Regions from separate parts of the Mus musculus genome. Here region 1 is linked to region 2. Evidence: chromatin loops called from intact Hi-C (ENCODE). Cell type or tissue: left cerebral cortex. All regions are shown on one strand. Links, peaks and the distances in the headings refer to the core of each region. The heading gives the core; the rest is flanking DNA.

What was found. A loop is a pair of places that touch in the nucleus more often than their neighbours do. Peaks named below come from ENCODE experiments on the same cell type or tissue, not always from the same donor. Only the 100,000 strongest peaks of a DNase experiment are listed, where the experiment ranks them.
Region 1: it touches region 2 in a loop (2.3-fold over the local background); 7 of 42 quality-filtered maps call a loop at or near these places.

What each region holds. Positions count from the first base shown.
Region 1 is chr17:32,765,819-32,778,250 of GRCm38, forward strand. Zfp871 (zinc finger protein 871) reads right to left here. Exons shown (of 4, transcript NM_172458.3): 2 at 11,583-11,709; 3 at 11,339-11,399; 4 at 1-10,190. The coding sequence ends at 8,534. Among named protein-coding and RNA genes, the nearest start is that of Zfp871, 16 kb to the right of the region's middle. In left cerebral cortex, for the core only: a CTCF peak has its summit at 5,606 (motif pointing right); a DNase peak (open chromatin) is centred at 5,582.
Region 2 is chr17:32,823,580-32,836,011 of GRCm38, forward strand. Zfp799 (zinc finger protein 799) reads right to left here and starts at 6,682. Exons shown (of 4, transcript NM_177359.5): 1 at 6,510-6,682. The coding sequence starts at 6,512. In left cerebral cortex, for the core only: no CTCF peak of the experiment used is centred there; a DNase peak (open chromatin) is centred at 6,691; H3K4me3 peaks cover 1,601 bases; H3K27ac peaks cover 732 bases.

The DNA.
Region 1 (12,432 bases), core at 2,298-10,297, 57 kb before region 2:
GAAAACTTATATTACAATAAACTAAGAAATCAAGGAGAATTTCAAGACATATATGAAATATCAAAATTAGGCCAAAAGTTGGAGGTTTCATAGACCTCCCCCTCCAAATATTATAGGCTATTGCGATTGTCCTTGGTTACCACACAGAACTTGACAGTAAGACCTTATTACTGAAGACACCACACATTGAGTCACAGAGTATTAAGAAATCATAGCTTATACTGACCTAGAGAGTTCAGCCTACTGGCTAGCTTTCATAGTGCTAGATGATGCTGTGTTTACCCAGCTGAGAAGCCTCTGAGCTACAATTACAGATCAGTCTGACAAGACACAGCCATGAGTACGGCAAGAATAACCAACCACTGTGACTGGATTTCAGGCCTATTTCACACAACCCACAAGATAAAACCCAAGTCTGGCAGCATTAATGTGGAGAACTTTCTACTAACCTACTATTATTCTGTTAAAGGGTATCTTTATACCCATAGAAAAATGTATCTTCATCACAGAAGATGGGTTTTATTACTGTTTTTGCAGTAGATTATAATGAATAGATTCACAACTGGTCAACATGTAGAAAATAAGTGATTCTGGAGGGCTCAGTTCTAAATGGAGCATCTACACACATCACATTTCTTCTCTCAGAGGACCAGGGATCATTACAGATGAGGGAGCCGAAAGAATGTGAGAGCCAGAGTGAATTATTACAGCCAAACAGTGTGTGCTAGATACAACAGGACAGTTGCACCTACTAACTGACAACAGCTGTGACTGGAAATACAAGCGAGACAAAAATGACAGCATGGAGGTGGGAGGTGTGCAGAAAGGCCCACTCCTGAGTAGCTATTGGCAACTGATGCCTGCTGGGTAAGGGAGAGGCTAGTCATGCCAAAGAAGATGGCACTGCACCCATGTATATACTGGAAGCATTAAGGAGACTGTAGGTTAAACATGGAAGAGAACAAATGAAATTGAGAACAAAAGTGGTGAGGGATGGAAAAATTAGAAGGAATGGGGAGTGTGTGGGCTTGATCAAAATGCATTATGTGCATGCATAAAATTCTCAACAACAAAACAGATGAAAAGTCAAGGGAATGTGAACAGTGAAAAAGGGAAACATCTTCAAGCTAGAAATGAATTGTCTCCACAAGGAAAGCACAGGACTTGACAAATTCACTGTTGAATTCTACCAAGCTTCCCAAACTATTTCACTAAATATAAAGGGAAGAAATACTAATTTATTCATAAAAGGTAGTAGTATTACCATGATGCCAAAACCAGGAAGGGCTCAACAACAAAGAAAACTATAACACAATTTCCTTGATGAAAATAGAAAAAAAAATCAATATTATACTCTCAAAGCAAGCCAACATATTAAAAACACCACAAACTATAATCAGGTGAATTTCATTCTTTGCATATAAGCATCTTTCCACAGATATCAATCACTAATTGTAGAAAATATAGATATTCAAGGATCCACTGATCACCTCAATACATGGAGAAGTGGACTTCAAAGCTCTATGTTCCCTGATGAAAATATCCTGAAATTAGGAAGAGGAAGACACCTCACTGTAAGAAATGTTACACACAGCAAAACTAGAGCCAAGATTATACCAAATAGGAAAACTAAAAGCATCTCTTCAACTATCAGGAGTTACACAAGAAGAAGTTACACACCTTCTCTACACTGCTGTACACATCTCCTGCATCCTTAGCTAGAACATTTAAAAAGAGAAAGGAAAGAGATCCAATTGTGCGGCTGCAGTTCAGTGGTACACCTCTTGCCTACCACATACAAGCTCCTTGGTTCAACCCTGAGCATGGAGGAAAGAAAAATGGAAGCAAAATGAAGCCAAATCTCTATTTATAGATAATATGATCATCTTATTAAAATTATTATTATTACCTGGTAAGGGTGTTTTACCTGCCTGTCTATCTGTGCACCATGCGCATGTCTGATGCCCAGAGATCAGAGGAGGGTGTTGGATTCCTTGGAACTGGAGTTACAGGTGTGAGGTGCCACACAGGTGCTGGGAATCAAGCCTCAGTCCTCTAGGAAAAGAGCCAGTGCTCTTGACTGCTCCTATGTTCATAGTCTTAAAAGACCCAAAGTGCCGCACCAAGACTCTTACATCCAATCATTACTTCACCAAAGTAGTACAATAAAGTCAGTCTAGAAAAACCAAGTAGCCATTTATATAATGAAAATGGTGATAAAATAATTTTTAAAATTGTCTTCCAAAAGCCCAAGAAACAAGCGACCAGACAAAAAGTCAAATATACCTATGAATAACTTAGTCAAGCTGAGGTCATCGTGACAATCTAAAAACACTGAAGACTGAATGCTCTAGAAAAGGGAAACCATTCCTATGCTCACAAATCACCACCATAGTAATATGAAAAAGTCTAAGCTGTTCAGACTTCACACATGCCCCTCAAAGTTCCAATGTCATTATTTCCAGAAATAGAGAACACACTCCTGTAACTGTAAGAAAACCCAAACACTCCAAATGGTCAAAGCAACACTGAGCAAAAAGAGTAATGCTAGCTAGAGTTCTTACTACACCAATTTAAATTATGCTCTAAAAGCAGAGTGAAATAGTATAACTTAAAAACCGACACACGGAGCAATGGAAGGGTCCCAGAACAACCATGGAGCCACTCCTTCTGGTTTCAGCAAAGGCACCCAAATCACGCTAAGGATAAGAAGTGGCCTCAATAGGAAATCAGCATTGTATGTACAAGAGTAGCCCTAAATCCCTCTATTATTCTGTATAAAAGCAACACAAAGTGAACCAAAGAGCTTAACATAAGGTCTACAAAACTTGAAACTCAGAGGGAAATCTACAGAATACATGAAGCTATAGGCGTGGACAATGGCATTCTCAATCTAATAGTTTACAGGAAGTATGACAAATTGGGAATGGACATTAGAGGCTCAGGACTATAATGTTAACACCCAGAAAGCAGAGGAAGGAAGAGAGCTGTAAATTAGATGTTACCCTCATGTATGCAGCAAATTCCAGTCCAGACAGGCCTACAAAGCAAGAACCCATATTAAAAACAAAAACAAACAAAATCCCCCAAAGTATAAATGGGAGTTAATCACTGCAAGAAGTTAAAGAGCTTTTATAAAGAAAAAGGAAACAATTCTTTATTAAGAGAGAGAGAGAGAGAGAGAGAGAGAGAGAGAGAGAGAGAGCGCGCCACAGAGTTGGGGGTGGGGGAATATCTTTGGACTCTCATTCATCTGACAAGAGATTAACATACAGACAAAAAGTACACACACACACACACACACACACACACACGCACACACACACACACACACACACACACACACAGCAAGCTTAAAAGCAATTTTAGGTACACGAAACACACAATGAGAAAACCAGTACAAGGCAACAAAAATTATATTACAAATAAACAAGTAACTGAATCAACACAAGTAGAAACAATCCATTCTCAAACAATGTACGAATAGCCAATAAATACATGAAAATTCTCAATACAATTAACTTTACCCCAGTGTGAATAGCTATCAAGAAACCAAACTATAACACAAACTGGTGAGAATGTACGGCTGCTCCTGGCAATGTGTATTAGCACGGTCACTCTGGAAAACAGAAGTTTCATCAAAAATCAAAATATACTACTACCTTATGATCCTGCTGTACTACTGCTTAGTATGCAACAAAAGGAATCTAAGTCAGATAATACTAGAAACACTTGTGCTCCTGTTCCTACACAACTGCTGACTGCTCTCAATTATAGGATCAGCCCAAGTGCCCATCTCAGCCTAAGTGCCCATCAATAGATAAACTAAAATTTTTCAATTTTTAATGTGCTATATAAGAAACATAGACTATTCTTGGTCACCAAGAATTGTTATTGGCAGGAATCTGGATGGAACTGGAGATTGATAGTAAGTTGTCAACTCAGTTCCAAATGGTGTCCCTTCTATATCGAACAGAATCAAAATGTAAACAAACTAGAGAGATGAACTAAGGGAGTCTACTTGGGAGAACAGACCCACTGGGAAGAAGAAACGGAACCAGAAAAAACAGTTAGTGGTTATGGTTAAAGTACATGGAAACCTGGGTTACAATGTCATTTGAAAACCTATAACTTTGCCAACATACGAGCTAATAATTTAAAAAAACATTGAAATAAAAAAATTATGTACAAAGAAAAAGCCCCTTTTTCCAACATAAAGAAAACGTAAGTGCGGCCAAAACTGTTGCTGTAGACTAGGCTAAGGTGTGCCGACCACTAGGTTGAGTGTAAAGCGCTTTTCTTGACCTCGCACTTTACTTATCATAATGTAACGTTATGGAAACTCTAGGCACACCTATATATGCGGACAACTGCATCCATCATCTTATAGTAAATATTAGTGTTTAAAAAGAAACTAAGAAATGCAAAAATGATCCAGAACACTGTTGTTCACCTCACACAGCTAGACACATCTTCTGCCACTCAAGGACATGTTCCAAGCCTCCAACCAGTGAACAATGTTCCTGAATGACTACAAGGCATTCTTAAGTTGAAAAACTGTGAAACATTTTGATTCATGAAATAGGAAAGTACCTCCAACTCACTGGTGGACTAATCACACAGCATACCTCATGAATCGCACTCCCTTAAATCCAGCACTCAGTCTCCTGGGTAGCAACTGTTATGGTTACAAGAGCAGAACTTCAGTTACCCCTCAGTGCATCCAACACAGGGGACACCGAACTACAGAACTAATCCCTTTGAGACCTCCTAAATCCAAACACCAGCTCTGCCAGAAGTAATGTGGAGAATCCTTTTATAGATGAGCCACTCACTCACCACGTATACCGAGTTAGTAAATGTATTGAACACGTGGTTTTACTAAGGCAGTAACACCAATAAATCTCTTAGTGTAATAGCTAGAGAAATTACAATGAAAATGAAATATACATGAAAAGCAAAATTTACACAGTATATTTACATAAACACACACACACACACTAATAGTTCGTGACTTAAAAATAAAGATTAAGCACAAGTTGACAACAGTCTTGCCTACATAGAAAGTTCCAGGCTAGCCAAGGCCATGTAACATGACACCATCTGAAAAAAGACAAAGAAAAACACTCTAAACACTGAGTACCTGCCATCCATTCAGCTCTTGACACCAACAGACCTTGACTGCTCTCCACTTTGGTCAGAGAAGCTGCTTTTCCCAGTGGACAGCTGTCAATGGAGTGATGCACAACTGGTCAAAGGGCTATAGAGACTGAATGGGTACCTCTAAATGAGACAGCTATATTAGTCTCCACCATCAGCAAGGCTCAGGGACAATCAAAGAAAAAGCAACAAGAATACAGAAGCCAGAGGGAGGGAGAAGTGCTGTGAAATGCTGGGTTCTTTTTTTTTTTTCTTTTGACATGGTTACTATAATCATGAACTCATAGCAAATGTGACTGCATGCACAAGGCCTACATTGTAAGATTAAGTCAGCCCAGATCCCAGCATCTCCCTTACTGAGAAGCTACAGGTAGTGAATAGCTGCTGGGGGGTGGAGAATGACTAGTGAAGATGTAACTACTGGTAGGTCCCCCATCCTCCAGTAGATGGCCCCAGACTCATGCATGTATGAACGACACTAACTAGACTAGCAGGTTATTTTTAAAGACAAAGTTAAGAGGGGGTGTTGGGGAGAAATAGGAAGGCTTGGAAGGAGAAACAGTGGATATGCATGATTCTCTTTTCTTGTATATGTGTATGAAATTCTCAAAAGAAATAAGTCAACTTGGAAAGACAGGCTGACCCATGATTACAATATACTTATTCCTACCTTCTGAATAGGAAAACCAAAACAAAATCAACCCTAACATTTGCTATTCTAAAAAATATTTTGAAAATACTTCAAAGTCAAAAAGAACAGATACTCAGGATTGTGAGAACACACGAGAGAGCAACATAAAAGAAACAATCAATTTAAGACTGGTTTAGGCCTGAGGAGGTGGCTACGTGGGGAGCCACTTGCTGTGCAGTCATAAGGACTCAAGTTTCATTCCCTATTAATAAGAAGCTGGGAATGACTGAGTTATCTATAGAGAAGATACCTTCTGTATTGTACCGATCAATCAAAAAGCTCATGGGCCGTGACTTAGGCAGGAAATGCAAGGAGGGACATCCAGGAGGCAGAAAGGATTCTGGAATAGAGCCAGAGGTAGGAGATTTGCCCAGGAAGATGTAACTAGACAGGTGCTTGGTACCTCAGCACAGGTAAGCACCCACATGGCAGAATGGAGGTTAAAATAAATGGGTTATCTTTAGTTATGATCTAGCCAGAAAAGAGCTTAGCAATATGGCTAAGGCATTTGTAAATATATTTTGAGTCTGAGTCTTATTTCTGGGAACATGATGCTGGGAGGAAGAACCAGAGCCAACTTCTAGAGTGTCTCTATACTCAGCACTGGGGGGACAGACACAAGAAATGCTCCTGCTGCCCAGCTCCAGGCTCAGTGAGACTCTGTCTTAGGGGGAATAACAGTGATAGATAGAGCAAGACACCCAATATATTACTTTGCTCACTTTGTGAACACCACCAACCATACCAGCAACACATAAACAATGCCCTCCAAACACACTCGTCTACGTACGTACACACACACACACACACACACACACACACACACACACACACACACACACATTTTTCGTGAAAAATAAGCATATACACAAAATGCTTATAATTAGCCAAATAAAACCAATAGGACTATCCCAATACTCACAAAGCCATTTTTTAAACTACCCATTAAACATGATTGAAAAACAATACACTTATGCAGGGTTTGAGGGGGCTCAGCAGTTAAGAGTACTTACTGTTCTATCATGAAGACTAGGATTTTGATCCCATGACACACATCAAACATGTCACAATTCCTGTAATACTATCTCCAAAGCACTCTAGCCTCCATGGGCATATGTCTACATACCCTCACATGCTCACACATAAATACTAAAATGCATTTAAAGACATTTATGTGGACTGGCATACTTCAAATATCAATTTACCAATGAATCTAACATAATTTACAATGAGAAGCATCTACTTATTAAATACAAAAAGATATCACCTATTAAACTAATACATGATTGCTTTAAGAAGTGTCACAAATGTAATAAAATGCACTTTCTATTCCTGTGAGCATTTTTCATATGTAGGTCTCACTGGTCTGCAGTTCATGTAATTAGGCCGCCATTCCACATTGCTCAATGCTCTGCTCACTGCTTGCTTTTGTAGAGTAAAATTTAAAAACAAGCCAAGAGATGGACTCTCAAGCAGGAGCTAATGACGGTGAATGTGGAAGCAGAGACATTTCATTTTAAACATTCAAAAGCTGGAAGCTGGAAGATTAACAGTTCTGGGTAAACATGATATACAACAAAAGTTTTTTTTTTTTTGGAAAAAAAAAGACTAGAAAAATATTTAAGCTTTATTTTTATGTGTACAAGTGTGTCTCCTGTAACTAGAGTCACATGCAGTTGTGAGCCCTGTGACGTGGTGCTAAAAAGCAAATGCTCTTAAAGGCCAACTCAATGTCCTTTGGAAGGAGCAGAAGATGCTCTTAAAGGCTAACTCATCCCTATCAGCCCCTGAAACATTTCAATAAATACAAAATACTGTACTGATAACATTCTCACCAGAGTGTGCATTTCCTGGAGCATGCTACAAAAAAAAAATAATAAAATAAAATATGTCCAGTCCTTCATAATACTGACATTTATCAGATTAAACATGAAAAAAATTTCAAAGGACTTTGCTCTAGATTTTCCAATGTTTTTCAACAGCAAAAGTTTTCATCCGATATGTGTTACCATCTGTGCCAAATGAAACCTTGAACATCTCTTTTGAGAAGATTAGCACTCCGGATCAAGTTCTTTCCTTGTCTGTTCATTGAACCAAATGGTGTTCATAGAGGTTTCCACTAATAGGAATTCTCCCCACGTACATTCTTGTTAGTTCTATGAAGCTGATAATGAAGAGTTCACAAATCCCGTTTTTAAGATTTCTCTACAGTAGGTTCTTTCATGTCTGTAAGAGGATGTGATAACTCAAGACTATCCAAGATTGCCTAGCTATGAAGGGTTTCTCTCCAGTGACTCCTTCCACATATTCAGAGGGAATGGGGAAGCAGAAAGGGCTTTTTTTTAATACAACACCACATATACACATAAAAGTTTCTCTACAGCTTGAGTTTTCTCCTGTCTCCTCCAAGATCCAGGACTGCAGATGACTCGACCACACTGCTCGCAGTCACAGGCCCGTTTCTCTTTGATGCATTCCAAGGAGCTTTAAGCTCAGAAAACCATTTGTACATTGATTTTCGTTTTAAAAAAAGGTTTCTCCTCATTGTGACATCGCACGTTTGTTTCAATGAAACAAATCAAAAGGTTTTCCACATTGCTAGCACAAATCCAGTCTTTTTCCAGTATGATTTCTCTTATTTCTATGAAAACCACAAAGCGGGGGAAAAAAATCCTCCCATGACTAAAAAACACTGGAATCCAGGGTAGTGTGAAGTAATTCATGTCTATGCAAATGGTTCAGAGTGAAGAAGGGCTTCCCACAGTACTTACAATTAAAAGGCTCATCGTCAAAGTGCAGTTTCTCATGCACCTGGAGATGACTGTCGTAAGGGAAAGTTTCCCCGCACTGCTTACACACGTGGACCTTCCCGTCCGTGTGAGTCTTTTCATGTCTCTGTAGGGAGTAGGACCACAGGAAGGTCTTCCCACACTGCTTGCACTCGTAAGGCTTCTCACCCGTGTGGATTCTCTCGTGGGTTTTCAGGGACCTCGAGGAAGTGAAGCTCTTCCCACACTGCTTACACACGTAGGACACTGGGACGGCGTGAAGGGCTTTATGCTTCTGAAACTGACTCCACAGCACGAAGGCGTTGCCGCACTGCTCACATATGTACGGTTTCTCGTCAATATGGGTTTGCTCGTGTTCTAAGAGGTCAGCAGAACTAGGGAAGGCAACGCCACACTGTTTGCATACATAGGGTTTCTCCTCGGTGTGAATTTTGACATGTCTTTGAAGAGACGCAGATCGAGGGAAAGTCTTCCCACAATGATTACACACGTAGGGCTTCTCACCGGTGTGGGTTATTTTATGCCTTAAAAGCGAATTTAACCGAGTAAAGCTATATCCACACTGGTCACACACATAGGGTCTCTCCCCAGTGTGAATCCTTTCATGTGTTCTCAAGGACCCAGAACAAGTGAAGCTTTTTCCACACAGCTTACAAGCATAGGGCTTCACCCCACTGTGAATTATTTCATGCTTTCGCAACTGAATCCAACGCATGAAGGTGTTGCCACACTGCTTACATTCATAAGGTGTTTCTCCAGTGTGAATTCTTTCATGTATTCGAAAGGAGCGGTAAGTAATGAAGGCTTTACCACACGGTTTACACACATAAGGTTTCTCTCCCGTGTGAATTCTTGTATGAATTTGAAGAGAGCTGTAATGACGTAAGGTTTTCCCACAGTAATTGCACACAAAGAGGTCCCTAACCGAGTGAGTTCTTTTATGTGTTTTAAGGGAACGAGAATGAGCGAAGGTTTTCCCACACTGCAAGCACACGTACGGTTTCTCCCCCGTGTGAATTCTTTCGTGTGTTTGTAGGTAAGTGGGAAAAGCAAAGGCTTTCCCACACTGCTTACAGATATAGCATTTCTTGGCCCGATGACGTCGTTCGTGCCTTCGAAAATACCTGGAGGAACTGAAACACTTCCCACACTGCTTACACTCAAAGGGCTTTTCTTCAGTGAAAGTCTTTTCAACATTTTGGCCATATCTATAGTCTTCGTCACAACGCTCAGTTTTATAGATTCTCTCTACAGTGTAAGTACTTTCATAGTTCTCAAATGATGTGAGAGAACTGGAGGGGGCCCCATATTCCATATTGTATAATTCCTTCCCATATTCCTGATCTTCGCACGATTCATGCTTTGGGTCAGGTTTAAGAAGTACACTTAGAGATAAATGGCCAATGACTACCGTTGCACATCCGCTGTTTTCACATATATACACTCCTGGCAAGGAGTTCTGGTTTACAATACTGTGTGTAGTGAAGTCGAAGATTTCTGCACATTGATGGTCATCTTTACAGTCATAGAGTCCCTCCACCACTTGACCACTGCGAAGAAAGCAAATGTACATCACTAATATTTTACCTACCAGCAGAAATGTTGGCTCTATGCTGTCAGAAGTTTTTTAACACACTCAGCAACTCTGAGGACAACTATACCAAAAACAGTAGTATTCACGGGTGGCTGTTATATCACCTACACAGGTCTAGCAAACATGTCTTACATAACATTAAAATATCTATTTCAATTCTCAATGCCATCTTGGCACCTGGGGAGGCCTGCTTAAAAAACAGGACGTCTATCAGCAAGTTTTGTCTCAGAGGCTGCTGTGCAAGGCCATTTTTGCTGGCTATAATTAGCAAGGTCTTTAGAACCAAAGGAGGCATATAGGTTTTCTTAAAACTTAAGAAGTTTAAGTCTAAGATGGAAACAAATTCTCCTTAGACAAGAGATGTGCTTCTGCGTATAAAGCAACCAAACCAAACCAAAAGTGACTCTTGGAGGGGAAAAAAAAAGAATAATCTGGGAAGAGGTAACTCAAGTCCATGAAACAGTAGCATGCTTCATGTTGAATTCTGAAGAAAACTTGCTACAAAGGCTACTGGACGTCAGGCATGGTAGCGCATGCCTTTAACCTTAATGCTTGGGAGGCAGAGGCAGGTTCTGAGTTCGAGGCCAGACTAGTCTAAACTAGGCGAATACTATCTCAAAATAAAAAAATAAAAAAAAAAAGGGAAAGGAAGGTTACTGAACACAGAATCCATGTGATGCTATAACCCTCAGAACTAAACTAAAACAAATAAATAATGGTGGATAATCATAATCACACTCACATGACATTCTAAACCACTCGAAGGGCCACAATGAGATTTTGATATTTAGTCCAAGCCTAAAAGGACCCCTGATTTTTGTGTCACATATATTTTATACATAAAGTGAGTGACTAAGTCAATATTTAAAATTTAAGAATATTGTATGGAACAAAGTTGGTACATATTAAGTATGACAAAAATCACTTTGGGCACAATGATGCTCACGTTATTTCCAGTATTGGAATCCTTATAACATTTTCAGGATGTTTAATGTTTCTAGTGTTGAAGAAAATTCCCTGAGGGTAGTTGAGTTTGAAACTGGATATGCCTGTGTTTTTTACTACTTTATAAAGAGTATGGCTGTCTCTTGAGGTCCGTATTACCTTAGTTTTTTCCAGGAGTTTCGGTATATATTTTCAATGATATGGTGCTCCAAACTGCTCCCTAAAATACAATTAAAGTCGAATCATTATAAATTATGACATCATAGTAAATACATTAATAGATTATAGCAAAATTTGCAGTATAAGGTGGATCTCAAGTAGTCATTCAAACCTCTTTACCATATTTAAACTCATCTAGAAGCATGCTTTCTTTCACCGATTAAAGGGATGATGGCATACTTACCTATAGAAGCCAGGTTCCTCAAGGTTTCCTGCATCACATCTTTGTAGAGGTTCTTCTGGGATGGATTCAACATAGCCCACTCCTCCAGGGAGAAGTTCACAGCCACATCCTCAAAGGCCACTGACTCCTGAAAGAGCCCATACACATTTCCACAAGGAAATGTGAGTCTCACAGAACTGGAGATCTAATCTTAACTCCTAAGAAGTTAATAGGATACAATGCTCTTTGTGTCAGTCATGTCCTGGCCATCATACCCTTAGCTTTCACACACACTAAGAGTCTTTCACACAATAGTTCTCACAGCAGATTGGAGCCATCTGGTAAAGCACCAGCAGGATAGGACCATCTCTGTTCCAATGTATTGTGTTAAGCTCTCCTTGTACATTCGTTCACTGCAGCATTTACAGCTAATTCTGATTATCGAACGCACCAAAACACAGTCAACACCAGCTGTCCTAACACTGCATAGGCTTACAGATGTAGAAGAAAACAATTCTAATTCTCCTGGCATCTGCAACTGCTCTTCAGATGGAGTCCTCCCCCACCTCAACTGTAAAGAAGGAAGTAGCTTTCCCAACAACTGATGTCAATCACATGCTACTTTTATAATGTCACTTTTCTCTCAGAATTCTTGGAATGTTTTAAGTGCTCATCAGATACGTGTTAGAACACTACATATTCAGAGAACAGAGCCATTAGAGAACCAGCACGTATCCTCAGTTCCCGATGAAGACACCCAACGTAACCAGCTACCTCAAGCTCCTCCTGCAGTGCCTTTCTTGTCATGATAGTCTGCATCCCTAATCTGAAGCCTAGACTCCCTCAAGATGTCTTCTTAGGCGGACTGTAG
Region 2 (12,432 bases), core at 1,759-9,758:
GCCATGGCAATCATGAGCTCTCAGCACTACCCGTACAAACCTGGCCCTCCTAACAATCAGCTATGACTAGGAAAAGGGCCAATGGGGCCCAGTCACTTCCCCTGATCCATGGTAGCTAATACATTCTAGGAGAGGGCCATTTCTATTTACTTATATACCACTGGTGAGTCCACCCAGGCCACATGTTTATTTCCAAATTGAGAGTCAGATGGCCTCAATTAAACTCCGTGGAACTCTAAACAGATAAAATCAATGACTATGGAAAAGAGATTTGCAATGAAGAAATAGGAATGGAAAGATGAGAAGACGTAAGAGACGGTGTGGGGGAGAAAACCAGAACACATCATATATGTATGTATGTCAGCACATATCATATATGTATGTAAGCTGTCAAAGATCAGAATGTATTAATAAAATGGAGGAGTTATGGGGTTCTTAACATAAAACTTCAAAGCCACTAAAATTCTACATAGACCCACTGTAAAGGCACTTAGTTGACTCTCTTCTTTGAAACACCTGTATCTACACTTGGCCATGTCTTATTCTTTCCCCAGAGTGTCTCTTTCTAATAATACATGTGTTCCAGGCTTCAAATGTCTTAACAAATCTCAATGGGGTGTGGTGGTGCATGCCTACAGCCCCAGCACTTGGGGGGCAGAAGCAGTTGGATTTTGGTGAGTTTGAGGCCAGCCTGTTCTACATACCAAGTCCTAGAACAACCAGGGTTACATAGAGACCCAATTATAATAAACAAACAAGCCTCTAACTCTGATTCACTGATTCACAGTGGCTCACTGTGAATTCTTTTGTAGAATGGGGTAGAGACACACTCGCCACAGAAGCCTGCTCACCAGTTCAATCTCCAAAATCCATGTTAGAAAAAGAAAACTGACTTCTCCAAATTATACTCTGAGTCTTTTTTTTCCCTGTTACTTTATGTTTTTTTGAGACAAGGTCTGTCTGTGTAGCACTGGCTGTCCTGGAACTCACTCTGTATAGACCAGGCTGACCTCAAACTCAAGAGATCTGCCTGCTTCTGCCTCCTGAGGGCTGGGATTAAAGGTGTGTGCTACCACCACCTGGCTTGTGTGTGTGTGTGTGCATGCATGTAAACATGTATATGTCACTGCACTTGCCCCATGCATGCATGAATGGTGACCAGAAACTGTCTTGGGCATTTTTCTATTACTTTCCACCACATTTTAAAAAGATAGGGTTTCTCCCTAAACCTAGCACTAAATTCACCTAGAGGGGAAAGCCAGCAAGTGTCCCAAGGTCTCTCCACCATGCCCTCCTATTTACACTCCCACCATCCTCTAACCCACTCCCACCAGCACAGCATGTACCTGTATATCTGGCTTTCTGGGGCTCCAAATCAGACATGCTGACCGAGTGTAAGAACTGTTTTAAAACTGGAAAGGAAGTTAGGTGATGTCCCACTCCCCTATCTTCAATATGGAGGACTGAATCAAAATGGAACTAAAAAGAAGTGAGAGCAAACTGGAAAGCTTAAATACGGCACCAAGGGCTTACATCACAAAGTCATTTGTAAGACTGAAGAGATGGCTCAATGGCTAAGAGCATTGCTGCTCTTTCAGAGGACTCGAGTTCATCACCAATAGCAGGTCTTGGCTCCAGCTCTGAGGTACTCAACACCCTCCTCTGGCCTCCCCGTCACCTGTGCACGTGTGTGCATATGCAGAGACATACACACTTGCATATAAATACAAAGAAATCTTGTCTTTTCAAGATCTACAAGAGAAGCTTTAAGGAAAGATGACATGCATACATATGATATGTGCTGACATACATACATATATGATATGTGCTGACATACATACATATATGATATGTGCTGACATACATACATATATGATGTGTTCTGGTTTTTCTCCCCCACACCGTCTCTTACTCCTTCTCATCCTTCCATCCCTGTTTCTTCATTGCAAATCTCTTTTTCATAGTCATTGATTTTATCTGTTTAGAGTTCCACGGAGTTTAATTGAGGCTGTCTGACTCTGAATTTGGAAATAAACATGTGGCCTGGGTGGGCTCACCAGTGGTATATAAGTAAATAGAAATGGCCCTCTCCCAGAGTTTATTAGTTACCATGGATCAGAAAAACAATTTCAAACAAAGAATGAAGAGACGGTTCCATTAAGATCCAATACTCTTGGCCAGGAGTGGTGGAACACACCTTTCATTCTAGCATTCTGAAGCAGAGGCAGGAGGATTTCTGTGAGTTCAAAGCTAGCCTGATCTACACAGCAAGTTCCAAGATTGTCAGGACTTCAAAGAGACTCTGCCTAAGGGGAATGAAAAAACAAAACAAGAAGAAAGGGGGTAGGGGGAGAAAGAGAGAAAAGAGAAGAGAAGGGAAGGGAAGGGAAGGGAAGGAGGAGAGGAGGAGAGAAGAGAAGAGAAGAGAAGAGAAGAGAAGAGAAGAGAAGAGAAGAGAAGAGAAGAGAAGAGAAGAGAAGAGAAGAGAAGAGAAGAGAAGAGAAGAGAAAAGATCCAGAACTGAGTTTGGTTTGCAGCCCCCATGTCAGGTTTGTAACTCGTCTACAGAGATGTTGTCACCTTTGGCCTCTCCAAGCACCTGTATTCATGTGCACACACTAGTACACATGATTCAAAATTAAGATAAAAAATCTTAAAAAAAGAAAAATCAGGGACTACTCTTCTAGAGGTCCTGAGTTCAATTCCCAGCAACCACATGGTGGTTCACAACCATCTGTAATGGGATCCAATGCCCTCTTCTGGTGTGTCTGAAGACAGCTACAGTGTACTCATGTAAATAAAATAATTTTTAAAAAATCAATTAACATAGTTAATACCCATTCAAGGATTGAACAAGTCAACTTTCCTTAAATGCCAGGATCAAGCGGGTTTAAATAAATGTTGATCTACGCTGACACTTTCGTTCAGAGTAGTTTGAAGTCTCTCCCACTCTCACTAAAAAGACTATGAAGTAATTAAAGTACTTGTCAGAAAGACTATCTCCCCTAATGCATTGTCTAATAGCATACCGAAAGGTAATGGGGCTACCTTTGTTTCTGAGTTAACACAGAAGATAAATGAGCTGGTTAACAAAGTTTGACATATCTGGGAAGGGGAATTTTTTTGTTTTCGGTTTGGTTCTTTTGGGGGAGTTAGTTTGAGGCATGGTTTCTCTGTGTAACAGCCATGGCTCTCCTGGAAATCACTGTAGACCAGGCTGGCCTTGAGTTCTGAGAGATCCACCTGCCTGTGCCTCCTCAGTGTTGGAATTAAAGGCGGGCATCATCACACCCAGCCTGGGAAGGAGAATCTTAGTCTGAGGGCATTTTCTTCATTAATGATGCCATGGTAAGATCCAGTTCACTATGGGTGGTGCCATCCTGGTAGATGGTCCTGGGTAGAATAAGAAAACAGGCTGAGGAAGCCACAGTGAAGAAGGCAGTAAGTAGCACTCAGTGGCCTCAGTTTCAGGTCATGCCTCCAGCTTCGAGCTTCCACAAGACCTGGAGGGTCCATGCCTTAAATAATGTGAAAGGATGAACACAGTTTATTAAACACAGAGGCTATATTGTGCCAAGACAAGCTGTTCGTTAGGATTCACTCCTGCACACTGTACTTGAGTCCTCACAACTATACTTAAATTGACAGTACTATCCTAGAACAGGAATTAAAAGTTAAAACTCTAGATATGAGCCAGTGAGATGCCTCACTGGGTAAGCAATCTGAGCACAGGACATAGTTCCTTAGAACCTACATGATGTGAGGAGAGAACGAACTCCAGGGAGTGGTCCTCTAACTTACATACATACTCCATGACACACAGACCACCCCCATACACAGTAAATAATGAAATGGCTTTAAAAGTTGTGATTGCTATGTATGGTAGATTTTATGTATTTATTTTGAGTCAGAGTCTTACTGTCAAGCTCTGGCTGGCCTGAAACTCACTATGTGACCAGGCTGGCCTATCAACTAGCCTTTGCTTCCTTATTCACCACTGTTTTTTTTTTCCCCATTTTTTATTAGATATTTTCTTTATATACATTTCAAATTTCAAATGCTATCCCGAAAGTTCCCTATACCCTCCCCCCACCCTGCTCCCCTACCCACCCTCTCCTGCTTCTTGGCCCTGGCATTCCCCTGTACTGGGGCATATAAAGTTTGCAATACCAAGGGGCCTCTCTTTCCAGTGATGGCCAATTAGGCCATCTTCTGCTACATATCTCTGCAGCTAGAGACACAAGCTCTGGGGGTACTGGTTAGTTCATATTGTTGTTCTACCTATAGGGTTGCAGACCCCTTCAGCTCCTTGGGTACTTTCTCTAGCTTCTCCATTGGGGGCCCTGTGTTCCATCTTATAGATGACTGTGAGCATCAACTTCTGTATTTGCCAGGCACTGGCATAGTCTCACAAGAGACAGCTCTATCAGGGTCCTTTCAGCAAAATCTTGCTGGCATATGCAATAGTGTCTGGGTTTGGTGGATGATTATGGGATGGATCCCCGGGTGGGGTAGTCTCTGGTCTGGATAGTCCATCCTTTCGTCTTAGCTCCAAACTTTGTCTCTATAACTCCTTTCACGGGTATTTTGTTCCCTATTCTAAGGAGGAACGAAGTATCCACCCATTGGTCTTCCCTCTTCTTGATTTTCTTGTGTTTTGCAAATTGTATCTTGGGTGTTCTATGCTTCATTCACCACTGTTTTTAACTTCCTTCAAGAGAAGCCCTCTGGCCATCTGTAGGGAAGCTTTTCAATCTTCCATGTGGGGCTTTATTCTATTGCAATAGCCCATTCATATCCAGTCATGTCTTACCCCATGAAGATTTTTTCATGTTAAAACGTTTAGAAACAATCCAAGGCAGTAATACTTATGATAAAGACCAATCTGAGCAAGCCATGCACGTGACCAGTAATACTTATGATAAAGACCAATCTGAGCGAGCCATGCACGTGACCAGTAATACTTATGATAAAGACCAATCTGAGCAAGCCATGCACGTGACCAGTAATACTTATGATAAGGACCAATCTGAGCGAGCCATGCACGTGACCAGTAATACGTATGATAAAAACCAATCTGAGCGAGCCATGCACGTGACCAGTAATACGTATGATAAAAACCAATCTGAGCGAGCCATGCACGTGACCAGTAATACTTATGATAAAGACCAATCTGAGCAAGCCATGCACGTGACCAGTAATACTTATGATAAGGACCAATCTGAGCAAGCCATGCACGTGAATTTTCCTTTTCAGTAAGTCCAGCAATGTCAAAAGGGTTTGGAAAGTCAGGCATTTATTGAGAGTTATAAGAATCCTTAGGCTAAGAATACAAGTCATGGAATTTAGAGGAAACTTCCCTTGAGTGAAACCCATAGGCATGTTCTCATAGGACTAGCGGATGTCACTGAAATGTGAGAGAAGACAGGGTGGGGTGGGGCTGTTCTGGGATACTCTGTGCTTTGGGAACTATCAGCTTTCTGGCCTACATGACTGTTTTGTTAAGCAAAAACTCTGCACTGGTTTATTCTGAATATCAATATCAACAAAGAACAAATAAAGGCACAATTTAATAATCTGTCTCAATAATGACGCCTGACAATATACCAAATCATATATACATGCACATAAAACTCACCAGCCTAACCAGATATAACCCCCTGCCTGAGACTATAGAAACTGCAACAAGCTGGTTGACGGGTCATAGGGTCAATTGTCAAAAGCCAGAAAACTTATCACAGGAAAAGCCCCGTCTCTACCCTAGGACTCCAGCTCTAGGACCTCAGCTCACTTCAAACAGGCCTTCTAACAACAGCCTGTGCTCGGAACGTGCATTGGACATTCTACACCCTCACTGATAAGTCTTACCAGTTCTCTGCCTCCAACTTGAGAACCTCCTATATTTTCAGCCTTTCTAACCATTTAGTAACTTGCACTTTGTATACCATTGTGTTAAATGGTCATGTGTTACCTGCCTATTGATAGTAATACTTAAGATAGGGATAAATGCATCGTGGTTGCCAATGGCCAGCTCTCAAGGATAACCAGGTGTACTCATCAAATCCTAGCCGATAAAGGCTGAGAAATGACTGACTGTTAAGTAAATTGGGACACTGAGCAGACATAAATGCAGCCTACTTTTTTTTTTTTTTTTTTTTTTTTTTTTTTTTTTTTGACAACGTGCATAGAACCCGGGCTCACCTCGCGGTTTTCCTACAAATCCCCTTACAAGAGCCCAAACCCACGGTTCCCCACGACTCTCCGCCTACACCTCCCAGACTGCGGAGACGCAGGCTGCAAGCGCCCAGCTGACCTGAGACCCCGCAGCACTGAGCTCTCAGCAAAGGACAGGACCGCAGCTCTGCCTGCTGGTCCAGCTCCATCCAGAGGGACCCGGGCAGCGCGGCCCAGCAGAGCAGATGAGATGCAGACTCAGCTGCCCTGGAAGGCCGCGTCCCCACTGCCGCCTCCGCTTACAGTAGCCTCCTCCCTACAGCCTGCGCACGCACCATTTCCAGTCACCGGGTGTCCAGGTGACCTCCTGCGATTCCCGCTGTCAGTAGGGGGGACAGAGATACCGAGGAGAGAGACCTGGGGGCCGCAGTCAAAGACACAGGACGACAATATGGCGGGGACACACAATGGCACCCCAAATGTTGTGCTTTCTACGTCACCGAAGACCGAAACTCCTCATTGGGCAGTTCACACAGCTACCAAACGTTCTCCTTGATTGGCCAACAATCCGTGAGCCTGCCTCCTGAATCCTGAGTGACAATAGAAACATCTCCTTCCTCCCTGGAAGACTTCACAGTTGACCCTGGTTCCTACTCTGGAGAGCACCTGGCCCCACCAAGGTTTTTTCTCAGATGCACTACTTTTATCGTTCCTTTTTGGTACATTTATTTATAGCTCATGTTTCAATATCACCACACAAGATATTTTGATGATCCCAGAAGGGCAAAAGTCAAAGGGTTGGGGCTAGGGAGATGGCTCCTTTGAAGTTCTTCTGGAGAACTCGGGTTGGCTTTCCAGAACCTCATCGTGGTTCACAATTGTCTGTAACTCTTAATTCCAGGGGATCTGATGCCTGATGCCCTATTTTTGCCTCCAAGGGCACCATGCATGCAATGGGTGCACAAACCATACCTGCAGGAAAAATATACCTGCACACACACACAAAATAATAAAATGAAAAAAATAAAAATAATCAGCCTCCTTCCTCAAAAGCACAGGTCTTCCAAACCCCCTCATGTATCATCTCATCAAACAAGCAAGCGACAACAAATTTCTGCTTTGTGTTGGCCAGCTGCTCCCACATACGGGGCCTCATTTGGAGTGTGGTTGATGTTCCCTGTGTCACTCCATTAAGGAAAAACAATTTTCGCTCTCCTAGCATCTTGATTAGGAGTGGGACTTTGCTACCACTTCCCCTTCCCTGGGCTGGGATTTTTGTCTAACTTTATTGAACTTATGTAGGTCTTGTACATGTAGCCACTGTCTCTCTGAGTTCTTATGTGCACCAACCCTGCTTATCTGGAAAACACTGTTTTCTTGAAGTCACCCATCTCCTCTGGTCTTACAAACATTACACTGCCTCTTCTACAGAGATCTCTACCTTCATTAGATTTTTTTTTCCTTTTTTGATTCTTCAGCTAAGACAGTAAGAAATATGATGTCATACAGACCCTAAGAAAACACAAATGCCAGCCCAGGCTACTATATCCAGCAAAACTCTCAATTACCATAGATGGAGAGAGCAAGATAGTCCATGACAAAAACAAATTTACACAATATCTTTCCAAAAATCCAGACCTAAAAAGGATAATAGAAGGAAAACTCCAACACAAGAAAGGAAAGTACACCCTAGAAAAAGCAAGACAGTAATCTTCTTTCAACAAACCCAAAAGAAGACAGCCACACAAACATAATTCCACCTCAAACAACAAAAATATCAGGAATCAACAATCACTATTTCTTAATATCTCTTAACACCAATGGACTCAATTCCTCAATAAAAAGACATAGACTAACAGACTGGATACATAAACAATCCAGAATTTTGCTGCATACAGGAATTGCACCTCAGTGTCAAAGACAGACACTACCTCAGAGAAAAGGGTTGCAAAACAATTTTCCAAGACAATGGTCCCCAAAACAAGCTGGAGTAGCCATTCTAATATCAAATAAAATTGACTGTCAACCTAAAATTATCATAAAAGATAAGGAAGGACACTTCATACTCATCAAAGGAAAAATCTACCAAGAAGAGCTCTCAATTCTGAACATTTATGCTCCAAATGCAAGGGTACCCACATTCATAAAAGAAACTTCACTAAAGCTCAACACCCCACTCTCAGCAATAGACAGATCATGGAAACAGAAACTAAACAGAGACACAGTGTAACTAACAGAAGTTATGGACCAAATAGATTTAACAGATATCTACAGAATATTTCATCCTAAAACAAAAGGATATACCTTCTTCTCAGCACCTCATGGTATGTTCTCCAAAACTGACCATATAATCCATCACAAAACAGGCCTCAGCAGATACAAGAAGACTGAAATAATCTCATGCACCCTATCAGATCACCATGGACTAAGGCTGGTCTTCAACAACAACAAAAACAACAGAAAGCCGACATACCCATAGAAGCTGAACAACACTCTGCTCAATGATAACTTGGACAAGGAACAAATAAAGAAAAAACTTTTTAGAATTTAATGAAAATGAAAGCACAACATTACCCCAAATTATAGGACACAATGAAAGCAGTGCTAAGAGGAAAACTCATAGCACTGAGTGCCTCCAAAAAGAAACTGGAGAGAGCATACACTAGCAGCTTTCAGCACACCTAAAAACTCTAGGACAAAAGGAAACAAATTCACCCAAGAGGAGTAGATGGCAACAAATAATCAAACTTGGGGCTGAAATCAACCAAGCAGAAACAAAAAGAGCTATATTTTTGTATAGTTTTTTGTTAATTCTTTAACAAACAAACCCAGGAGCTGGTTCTTTGAAAAATTCAACAAGATAGATAAATCCTTAGCCAGCCTAACCAGAGGCACAGAGACAGTATCCAAATTAACAAAATCAGAAATGAAAAGAGAGATATAACAAAAGAAACTGAGGAATCCAAAAAACAAAACAAAACAAAAAAATCAGATCCTACTACAAAAGCCTATACTCAACAAAACTGGAAATTATGATGAAATGGACAATTTTCTAGACAGATACCAATTACCAAAGTTAAATCAGGATCAGATAAACCATCTAAACAGTCCCATAACCCCTAAAGAAATAGAAACAGCCATTTATAGTCTCCCAAGCAAAAAAAAAAAAAAAAAAGCCCAGGACCAGATGGGTTTAGTAAAGCATTCTATCAGACCTTCAAAGAATACAAATACTCTTCAAAATTTGTTTCACAAAATAGAAACAGAAGGAACACTACTCATTTAGTTCAATGCAGCCACAATTATGCATATACCTAAAACACACAGAGATCCAACAACGAAAGAAAACTTCAGACCAATTTCCCTTATGAACATTGATGCAAAAATACTCAATAAAATTCTTGCCAACCGAATCCAAGAACTCACAAAATGATCATTCACCACCATCAAGTAGGCTTCATGCCAGGGACACAGGGATGGCTCAATATATGGAAATCCAACAACGTAATCCACTATGTAAACAAACTCAAAGAAAAAACTGCATGATTATTTCACTAGACACTACAAAAGCATTTGACAAAATTCAACATTCCTTCATGTTAATAGTCTTGGAAAGATCAGGAATTCAAGGCCCATACCTAAACAAAATAAAAGCAATATACAGCAAACCAGTAGCCAACATCAAACTAAATGGAGAGAGACCTGAAGCAATCCCACTAAAATCAGGGACTAGACAAGGCTGTCCACTCTCTCCCTATCTATTCAATATAGTACGTGAAGTCCTAGCCAGAGCAATTCGACAACAAAAGGAGATAAAGGGGATACAAATTGGAAAGGAAGAAGTAAAAATATCACTATTTGCAGATGATATGATAGTATATATAGGTTACCCCCAAAATTCCACCAGAGAACTCCTAAACCTGATAAACAGCTTCAGTGCAGTAGCTGGATATAAAATTAACTCAAACAAACCAGTGGCCTTTCTCTACACAAAGGATAAACGGGACAAGCAAGAAATTAGGGAAACAACACCCTTCACAATAGTCACAAATAATATAAAATACCTTGGTGTGACTCTAACTAAGGAAGTGAAAGATCTGTATGATAAGAACTTCAAGTCTCTGAAGAAAGAAATCAAAAAAGATCTCAGAAGATGAAAAGATCTCCCATGCTCATGGATTGGCAGGATTAATATAGTCAAAATGGCCATCCTGCTGAAAGCAATATACAGATTCAATGCAATCCCCATCAAAATTCAAACTCAATTCTTCACTGAGTTAGAAAGGGCAATTTGCAAATTCATCTGGAATAACAAAAAACCTAGGATAGCAAAAACTATTTTCAACAATATAAGAACCTCTGGTGGAATCACCATGCCTGACCTCAAGCTGTACTACAGAGCAATTGTGATAAAAACTGCATGGTAGCCGGGCGTGGTGGCGCACGCCTTTAATCCCAGCACTCGGGAGGCAGAGGCAGGCGGATTTCTGAGTTCCAATATTGTTCATAGCAGCCTTATTTATAATAGGCAGAAGCTGGAAAGATTCCAGATATCCCTCAACAGAAGAATGGATACAGAAAATCTGGTACATTTACACAATGGAGTACTACTCAGCTATTAAAAACAATGAATTTATGAAATTCTTAGGCAAATGGATGTATGTGAAGGATATCATCCTGAGTGAGGTAACCCAATCACAAAAGAACTCACTTGATATGCACTCACTAATAAGTTGATATTAGCCCAGAAACATAGAATACCCAAGATACAATTTGGAAAACACAAGAAAATCAGGAAGAAGGAAGACCAATGTGTGGATACTTCATTCCTCCTTAGAATAGGGAACAAAATACCCATGAAAGGAGTTACAGAAACAAAGTTTGGAGCTGAGACGAAAGGATGGACTATCCATAGACTGACCCACCCGGGGATCCATCCCATATACAACCACCAAACCCAGACACTATTGCATATGCCAGCAAGATTTTGCTGAAAGGACCCTAATAGAGCTGTCTCTTGTGAGGCTATGCCAATGCCTGGAAAATATAGAAGTTGATGCTCACAGTCATCTATTGGATAGAACACAGGGTCCCCAATGGAGGAGCTAGAGAAAGTACCCAAGGAGCTGAAGGGGTCTGCAACCCTATAGGTGGAACAACAATACAAACTAACCAATACCCCCAGAGCTCGTGTCTCTTGATGCATATGTAGCAGAAGATGGCCTAGTTGGCCATCATTGGGAAAGAGGCCCCTTGGTATTGCAAATTTTATATGTCCCAGTACAGGGGAATGCCAGGGCCAAGAAGTGGGAGTAGGTAGGTAGGGGAGCAGGGCGGGGGGAGGGTATAGGGGACTTTAGGGATAGCATTTGAAATGTAAATGAAGAAAATGTCTAATAAAAAATTGGAGAGAGAGAGAGGGAGAGGGAGAGAGAGAGAGAGAGAGAGAGAGAGAGAGAGAGAGAGAGAGAAAGAAAGAGAGAAAGAGAGAGAAAGAGAGAGGAAGAGAAGGGGGGCAGCAGCCACTTTTATAGTGGGCCAGGCCTAGCTGAGTATTGCCAGGTAACTGTGGGAGTGGAGTCTGGACAGAAAACGATGGGTTTGGGGAGTTGCCCTATGTGACTGATGGCCACAGAATTATGGAGCTGAGGCCTTGTGTCAGGAGCCTAGTGTTTGAGAGGGTGGCAAACTTCCTTCTGTTCCTTGTAGATTTATCTCCTGGGTCTCCAGAGTTTAAACCTAGCTTGACCAGAAAACAGACTGCCTTTCACAGTCCCATAATTACCAGCAGTAACGTACAGTTCAACAACTTGTACCAGTATCCCAGCCTTTAGCATCCCTCAGCATTTGTGGATGCACAAGCTAATTTACTTGGACCCCAGCCTCATCTTTCTTCTGATTGAGCCTCCACATTCTGTTTTTCCTCCACTTCATTCTCGTGGCTCAGGAGTTATAAGAAAGATGGCACTAAGACTGGCAGTTACAGGAAATGGAACGAGTCATTCTAAACTCAAGGCCTGCTTGAGTCACACCTCATCCAACAAAGCTGTACATCCCATTCCTTCCTTAACGATTCCATGAGCTGGAAACCAAATATTCTAACCTATGGAGTATCTTATTCCAAGCACCACAATCTGCAGGGGAGGGGGTGTGACTAAAGCATTCCACTTAAGACTGAAGCATTCACAGCTCTCATTCTCTGCATGCTGTCTAACTCTGGGTCTCTATGTTATTTGCCATCTTCTCTGACTAGGGTTG